2 separate regions of the Homo sapiens genome follow, and region 2 is linked to region 1. Evidence: chromatin contacts called from ENCODE Hi-C or POLR2A ChIA-PET data. All regions are on one chromosome and are shown on one strand. The core of a region is the stretch at or near the end of the contact, and the rest is flanking DNA. Distances in the headings are between cores, read along the strand shown.

The links. Hi-C counts contacts between places; a loop is a spot of excess contacts on that map. ChIA-PET counts read pairs that join two places held with the same protein, here RNA polymerase II (POLR2A). Pooled maps may share reads with other maps.
Region 2: a map of naive thymus-derived CD4-positive, alpha-beta T cell shows a loop between it and region 1 (17-fold over the local background). The contact joins the promoter of STAM here to the promoter of NMT2 in region 1. A Hi-C loop is called at or near these places in 1 of 168 maps with a recorded cell type or tissue (naive thymus-derived CD4-positive, alpha-beta T cell) and 7 of 50 pooled maps. POLR2A ChIA-PET finds 5 or more read pairs at or near these places in 1 of 52 experiments (Caco-2).

What each region holds. Positions count from the first base shown.
Region 1 is chr10:15,167,159-15,170,651 of GRCh38, reverse strand. It overlaps NMT2 (N-myristoyltransferase 2), which reads left to right and starts at 1,959. Exons shown (of 12, transcript NM_004808.3): 1 at 1,959-2,149. The coding sequence starts at 2,040. RefSeq lists a silencer at 1,760-2,589.
Region 2 is chr10:17,642,482-17,645,974 of GRCh38, reverse strand. It overlaps STAM (signal transducing adaptor molecule), which reads right to left and starts at 1,824. Exons shown (of 14, transcript NM_003473.4): 1 at 1,596-1,824. The coding sequence starts at 1,635. STAM-DT (STAM divergent transcript) reads left to right here and starts at 2,057. Exons shown (of 1, transcript NR_110370.1): 1 at 2,057-3,493. RefSeq lists enhancers at 1,810-1,929, 2,080-2,149, 1,572-2,221, 2,222-2,870.

The DNA of each region.
Region 1 (3,493 bases), core at 710-3,209:
AATGCTGTAAAACATTTGTATTATATAATACTTCAATCCAGTACTGTACCGATGTACTTCAATCCAGTACTGTACCAACTTGTTTCCATTCTGGGGAACAGATGTTCCCTGTTTGTCATTGTTTTCTAGTGTTTCACTGGTTTTTGATGCCCTCATTTTATTTTTCCAGGATTATTTGTTTTCTTATTCTTTTTTAGAGCAGTTCTTAGTCAAAACTTCTTGAAAATTCAGATAAATATATGACTGCTGAGTTTCCTTTGCCTTAAGTTTTAAAAACTCTTTTAGAGAACCCTTCTGGCAGGTTAGAGTGGATGATTTGATTGATAGGCTTGCTCCTGGCCAGTTTCCTGTTGGTTACCCGAGCGGGCTGCGGGTTCTCCAACAATCCATGTTCACAGAGATGAGCTGCAGGAACCTCACTCATCTGTATTTGCTTCTATCCTAAAGTTTCACAGAGGTGACATGTGACATTTTGCCTCAGAAATAGTTGCCGTTGTTAAAGGCAATATTGTATTTCCTTTTGTGTTTTGACCCCATTTGCCCTTCTTACAGAATTTTAGTTGTCTCAATGCCAAACAGCTGACGGGCTTTGAAATCGCTCTGCAGTTTTCATCTTTTGATACTTCTAGCTCATTGCGTTTTAAAAACATAGTCTCCCTTGGGGAAAAAAGCCATAAAATGCTCCTAGTATCTTCTGCAAAAAAAGGACCCACACCAAAAAATTCAGGTGGCTCTTTAAAGTCTCATTTTCCTCACTGAGCGGGTTCTGATGATTATCTTTGCAAAACCACTGCGGAGACTTCCGGTGGCCTAGCAGCACATTTGAACAAGATCATCTCAGCAAAGCAAAGGACAGGACTGCTCTGTACAGAATGCAGTAGCAAATAAGAGAGGCTGAACTTCACCGGTCTTCTATTTGGCAGTACTACAGAATGCCTCCCTTCCCTCTTCTGAGAGAGACAGCGGACAATTTCAGCACAGAAGGCCGTGCACGTTTGCTTGGAAATCTAGGTCATGACCTTGACTTTGGGAAAGCCAGGGTAGCCTACCTGAAACTGTCCAATCCCCCAGCATCGTGGACACGTCCCCAAGTCCCTCAAGATGTCTGTTCTGGTCTGAGCCGTCCGTAGTAGTGTCCAGGGAAAGCAGGGGTAGCTCAAAAATTTCTGTCAAGAGTTTTAGTGCTGCAAGCCTGGTTGGGACAGGGCGGTGGAGGGCTGGAAATACTGTTTTTGACTTTGAATTTGATTTTATAATGTATTAGATGGATAGATAGATGCGAAATGGAATTGTTAACATGTATGTGGAGGGGCGGGAAGAGTTTCTGGAAAGCCCCATCCCTGAGTGCCTACTCCTGAGTGGGAAAAACCCCTGCACGGGCTGGGAGCGCTCCCTAATTCGTCCAGAAGTAAAATCGCATGGCCTGTGTTCCAAAAATGCCGCCACTCAGGATGTCAAGTCTGCACGTTTGCAGCTTTGAGAGCCGAGCCCCAGGCAGAGGCACCGCGCAGGCCTGGATGTACAGGACTCGGCCCTGTGCAGGGCTGGCCAGGGTGAGCAGGGTTGGAGCTGGCGGGGCGGGGAGGGGCGGGGCCATCTGGGAGGGGCTGCGGCGGTGGGCGGGGTTAGAGGGCGGGTTTGAAGCCGGCAGGGTGGGGAAAGGCGGGGCTGGAGGGGAGGGGTCTCAGAGGCGGGCGGGGTTAGAGAGCTGGATTGAAGCCGGCGGGACGGGGAGAGGCGGGGCTTGGTGGGGAGGGACGAAGAGGTGGGCGGGGTTCAAGCCCGTGGGGCAGGGCGGGGCCGGCGGGCAGGGCGGGGCCGGCGGGCTGGGCGCGGACGGTGAGGGGCGGGGATGGAGGGCGGGGCGGGACGGAGGGCGGGGAGGGGGCGGGACGGAGGGCGGGACGGGGCGCGGGCGGGGCGGGGCGGGGCGTAGCGCCCGGGCTCCGACTCCAAGCAGTACGGCGGGAGGCACTAGAGGGAGCTGCGGCCGCTCCGGCCCGGCCCCGAGCACCGCCTCCCCAGCCAGCGCCGCCGCGATGGCGGAGGACAGCGAGTCTGCGGCCAGCCAGCAGAGCCTGGAACTGGACGACCAGGACACGTGCGGGATAGACGGGGACAATGAGGAGGAGACGGAGCACGCCAAAGGGTAGGGGCGGCGCGCTGGCGCACCGGGCGCGACAGGGCGGGGACCGCGCGCGCCACGGTCTCCCGTTCGGGGGTGGCTCCCAGGACTGGGGGTTCTTCGGCCGCTCCGCCCCGCGATGGCTTCTCCGTGGCGCGGAGCCCATGGTGAGGTCCGGGGCGCGCGGCTCGCGGGAGAGTGCAGTGCGCGGGGAGGCGAGGCCCGGGGTGGGCGGGGAGGCTGGGGCCCGGGCGGGGAGACGCTACTGTCACTTGCCGCGCGCCCCCGGCCAGCCTCGCCCATCCCCGCCGGCGGCCTGGCCCAGGAGGCGCCTGTTGCCCTCGCCCGCGGGTGGCTCCGGTGGGCGCCGAGGAGAGGCGCTACGCCCTTCCCTTTGTGGCGGCCGCAGCCTGGGGTAGGAGGTCGCCCTCCTCTGCTCCCTGCCATCCTTGTTAAGTCCCTTCAGACTCCCTCTCCGCAGCCGCCACCCGAAAAGAATGGGCAAAGACGTGGGTGGAGCGGCGTGGAGGTGCCCCGATGGTGTCGGGGCCGCAGGCGGCGAACTGCGCAAAGTTCTGGCGCCGAGGGGGTCCCGGGCCCGGCCCCTGCTGGGGATACTGGGCTTTGCACCGCCTCGCCTGTCCCTAGAGCTCTTCAGAGCAGGGCCGATCCCCTGAACCGGGCTCCCGCTGACCTGGCCGTATCCTGTTTGCAAAGCTGGTATTTGATCTCCAAAACTCGATGCACCACGCATTTTCACACTTGATCGGATTTCTTAATCCTTTCCCTTTGCCCCCGAACCCTGCAGACTTGATTTGCTCTTCTGTTGGAGAAAAGGATTGCTTCAGGTGAAGGCCGGTGTTGATGCTCTCTTTTTAGAGGCAGTGGGTCATTTTAAATAAAAACTGGTGTCCTTTTAAAGTGCTGTTTACATTACCCTTTTACCCTATTGGATTCAAACTATGCGCTGGCACAGAGCGGTTCTTGCTACACCCTTAGAAGTGAGATTTTTCGAACCATGGTGAGTGATGGAGAAGTGGGTCAGCTTAAAAAACATGATAGGGAGGCCTGAGTCACAGATGGTTTACTCAGTTCGTAGAGAGATTCTTGAAATGATTGATCATTGAAAGTGTAAATCATTTGCATTCTACTTGTCTACTTTAAGATTTATTATAGAAAGGGACTTTTGACTGACCTCTAATTCATTATAAAATATTAACAAATGAAGAAAAAGAAAAGCTGACTATGTGCATCTCCCATTTGCAAGTTGTTTTTATCTTTGCCGTGAATACTTCAGTGGCGGCTGCAAGTATCGAATGTTCGAGTCTAGAATATTTTTTTTTTTAAAGAGAGGAAAGGAAATTGCAT
Region 2 (3,493 bases), core at 575-3,074, 2.5 Mb before region 1:
GTTCACAAAGTCAGTAGAATATAAAGGTGATTGGGTAGTTGCTAGCTAAATTATACAGGACCAAGAAAACTAGACAAAGGTGCTGTAAACAGAAGAAGCAAGTATTAAGAAGCTGTTTTAAGTATTTCCCCTAGAGATTCATGTAGTGAGATGTAAAACTGCTTGAGAACAGCAACTAGGCCTTGCTCATCACTGTATCTCTTATGTCACTGAGCTGCTGTGTCCTGTAGTGTGTGCTAACTGCTTATTAAATTAAATGCAATTTTCCAATTCATTAAGTATAATCGGTGATCTCCAAGGTTCTGTCCACTGCTAAGATTCAGGACACTCATTTAAGGTGGAACAAAAAAGGTAGCATCTAGTAAGTGCCAACCACATAAAGGTACTGTAGCAGGCCCTCTAGACATATTATTTAACTGCAGAATGGAATGATGTGTTTTCCCCTCTTTAAAGACAAGAACACTGGAACTCAAAGAATTTAACTTGCCTATGATTTCACCGTGAGCTGAGAAGTGGCAGAGGTAAGGAGTGAACTTTTTTCTACTCTTATATAAACTTCCAAGTTTCAGTGACATGCTCTAAGGAAGAGTTTAAAAAGAAAAATTCAACATCCACCTTTCATAATTAAAATACACAAAGACAAGTAAATTCATAAGGTTGTCCTTATTCACAGTAATGATTACATTCTGCCATAAGGGATTTGGAAATGGTATTTGGCTTGCTTTCATTCCACACTTGTGTGCCAAGGTAGTTCCTACGTGCGTTCAAATTAAACCAAAATTCTCTCCCCGGAAACTCAAATTCCCATAATTATTATCTTCAAGTCAGAAAAAAATAAAATAAAATAAAATTAAAAACCAAAAGCAAACCTATTGAATTGACATCATCAGTACCTAATACCAGTGATTCAGAAAACAACAAAAATGTAGCATTTCAAACTCTTTCCAGATTCAACAACTTCTTCCACACTTCTTTACACCTTTTAAAGTGCAGAGACCTAGCCTAAGAGAGACATCCCAAAGGCTCAGGTCCTCAATTCGGTTTCAGTCGTTGCCAAGTATTTCATCTTCATCGCTCCTAACATGTTTGAGAGTCTACCCTTAACCAGAGCTCCCTCCTTCAGTTACCGTTACAAAAGATTTTAAAATCCTCTAAGGAACCTTACCTAAAACATTCTGCCAGTTCCAGACGCTCAACATTTATTTGTCTAGGCAAGCACTTTTGGTACAGGGTTTACAATCCTAATCTAGCCAACATACGCCTTAAGCCCTTCGCTGTTCTTCCAGAAGCACAGTCCCTGCACCAGATGCTACACCAGCTGCTCCTCCCAGGCCCTTTACACCAACCCATTCAGCAGTTCTTTGGCAACCTACAGTCCTAGCTCAAGGCCCATTTCACAGGATGAGTCCCATTTCTTTCAAAGAGGATGCGCCAAGCCCTCAACCTCCTCCCAGCTCTGAAGGAGGGAGCCTCAGGAAAGGGGAAGAGCGAGCTCTTCCTTGGCCCTGGCCCGAGGGTCCTGAATGCAGGCAGGGGCTGGCAGAGTGAGCGTGCAGTCCGGTGAGGAATGGGCAGGGAGAGGCAAAAACACTTACCAACATCCTGATCGAAGGGATTGGTGGCAAAAAGAGGCATCTCCGCTGCGTGCCGAGGTGTCCCCGGGGACTCCCTCTCGACAGCACGGGAGTCAGAGCTCGACGTAGGATGGAAGACTCCTCAGGCAAAAAGAGCAACAGAGACCGACTCTACAGGGTCCGCGACAGCTCCTCCTCTCACCCAACCCCACCAACCGCGGCAGCAGCTGCGGCGGCGGCAACAGCAAGGAGCCGAGGAAGCCCCCGCGCGGAGCTTGTCGGGAATCTGGGCGACCTTGGCGCTGCCTGTCTCAAAGCTGCCCCGAGCCTGCCCCATCGGTAAAGGCTGAACAGGGAGTCCCCTCTGCCTGACTCCTCTTTTAATTAGTCACACATAAGAGTGGAATTAGTTCTTGTGTTTTCTGCTTTTCCCTTGGCTAGGAGTCTCCGTAGGACGGGGTCCTTCAGGCGTGCTGAAGCCTACTAACAACCCCAGGAGTGACTGGGAGAGCCAGGAGAAAGAAAGCAGGTTGAGTTCGGGTCGAGCTGTGCGCCTTTTTTCCTCTCGCTCTCTCGGTTATCATAACCTTGTATTCCCTCTGGAAGGAAATGGAAATTCCTTTGGATCATCTTCTAGGTAAACAGTTTAATTAGCTGCGTGAGGTGACAAACTTGCTCGGATGAAGTCATGGGAGCTGAACGAATTGGCCTGAATCCCAAGAGGGGAGTGTTCAGGGCGCGCGTGTCCCTCGGAGAGGCTGAGGTAACGCTGGCTCCTTCCCGGGAGTCCCTGAACGCCCGGCTTTGGAATCTGCAGACAGCTCTTCTAGCAGGGCGTTGGCACCTACTGACTAACCGTGCAATCACTCAGCAGCTGTGATGGTTGGTGACATGTCTTTCACAGCCCAAGATAGCCTCCCTAGACTGAGCAAAAAAAAGAAAACAGAAAAAAACTGGAGCTAAAAGTTGATCAGTGAGTGATTCCTAGCAACCCAAAATGTTGGTTTATTTATTTTACTTATAAGTTTAGTTAACCAATAAAAATTATTCTCTGTGTGATGGAGAAGTTTTAAGGAGCATCTACTAGAGATGTTGCGTCCCACTTGGAACAAACTTAGTAAGCACATCTTGTACGTAAATGGAAATTATCCCGCAAATTACGGCATCTCCAAATGTAGCGTGGAAACTAATATTGACATGTCAACACAGGATTAATACATAGTAATCAAAGAGTGCTTAAAAATTCATTAAAAATGAAGTCCCACCTCTAAAAGTGAAATGTGCAAATTAAAGTAGCAGTTAGATAATGTTTTGTCATTTAGGTAAAAATTACAAAGAATCGGCCGGGCGCGGTGGCTCACGCCTGTAATCCCAGCACTCTGGGAGGCCGAGGCCGGCAGATCACCTGAGGTCAGGAGTTCAAGACCAGCCTGGCCATGGTGAAACCCCGTCTCTACTAAAAGTACAAAAAATTAGCCGGGCGTGGTGGTGCGCGCTTGTAATCCCAGCTATTCGGGAGGCTGAGGCTGGGAATCGTTTGAACCCGGGAGCGAAACTCCGTCTCAAAAAAAGAAAAAAATTGCAAAGAATCAGGGATGTGAGGAGTCAGACACTCACATACTGTTGGATGAAGTGTAAATACTGTATAATCTTCCTAAGGGAAATATTTGGAAGCATGTAAAAAAATTTTTAAAACCTTAGGACCCAGCAATTCCATTTCGGCAAATTAATCCTAAAGACATTCTTTTAAAACATGAACAAAGGTATACATGGCAACATTGTCTAAAGGATCAAAGCATTGCCAGCCATTAAATGTCCCACATTGAGTGATTGGACAAATTGCTTCACCTCTTGGTGTCTCAGTTTCCTCATGTGTAAGAAACAGGAATAATAGGGTTGTGAGGATCAAATGAATTAGT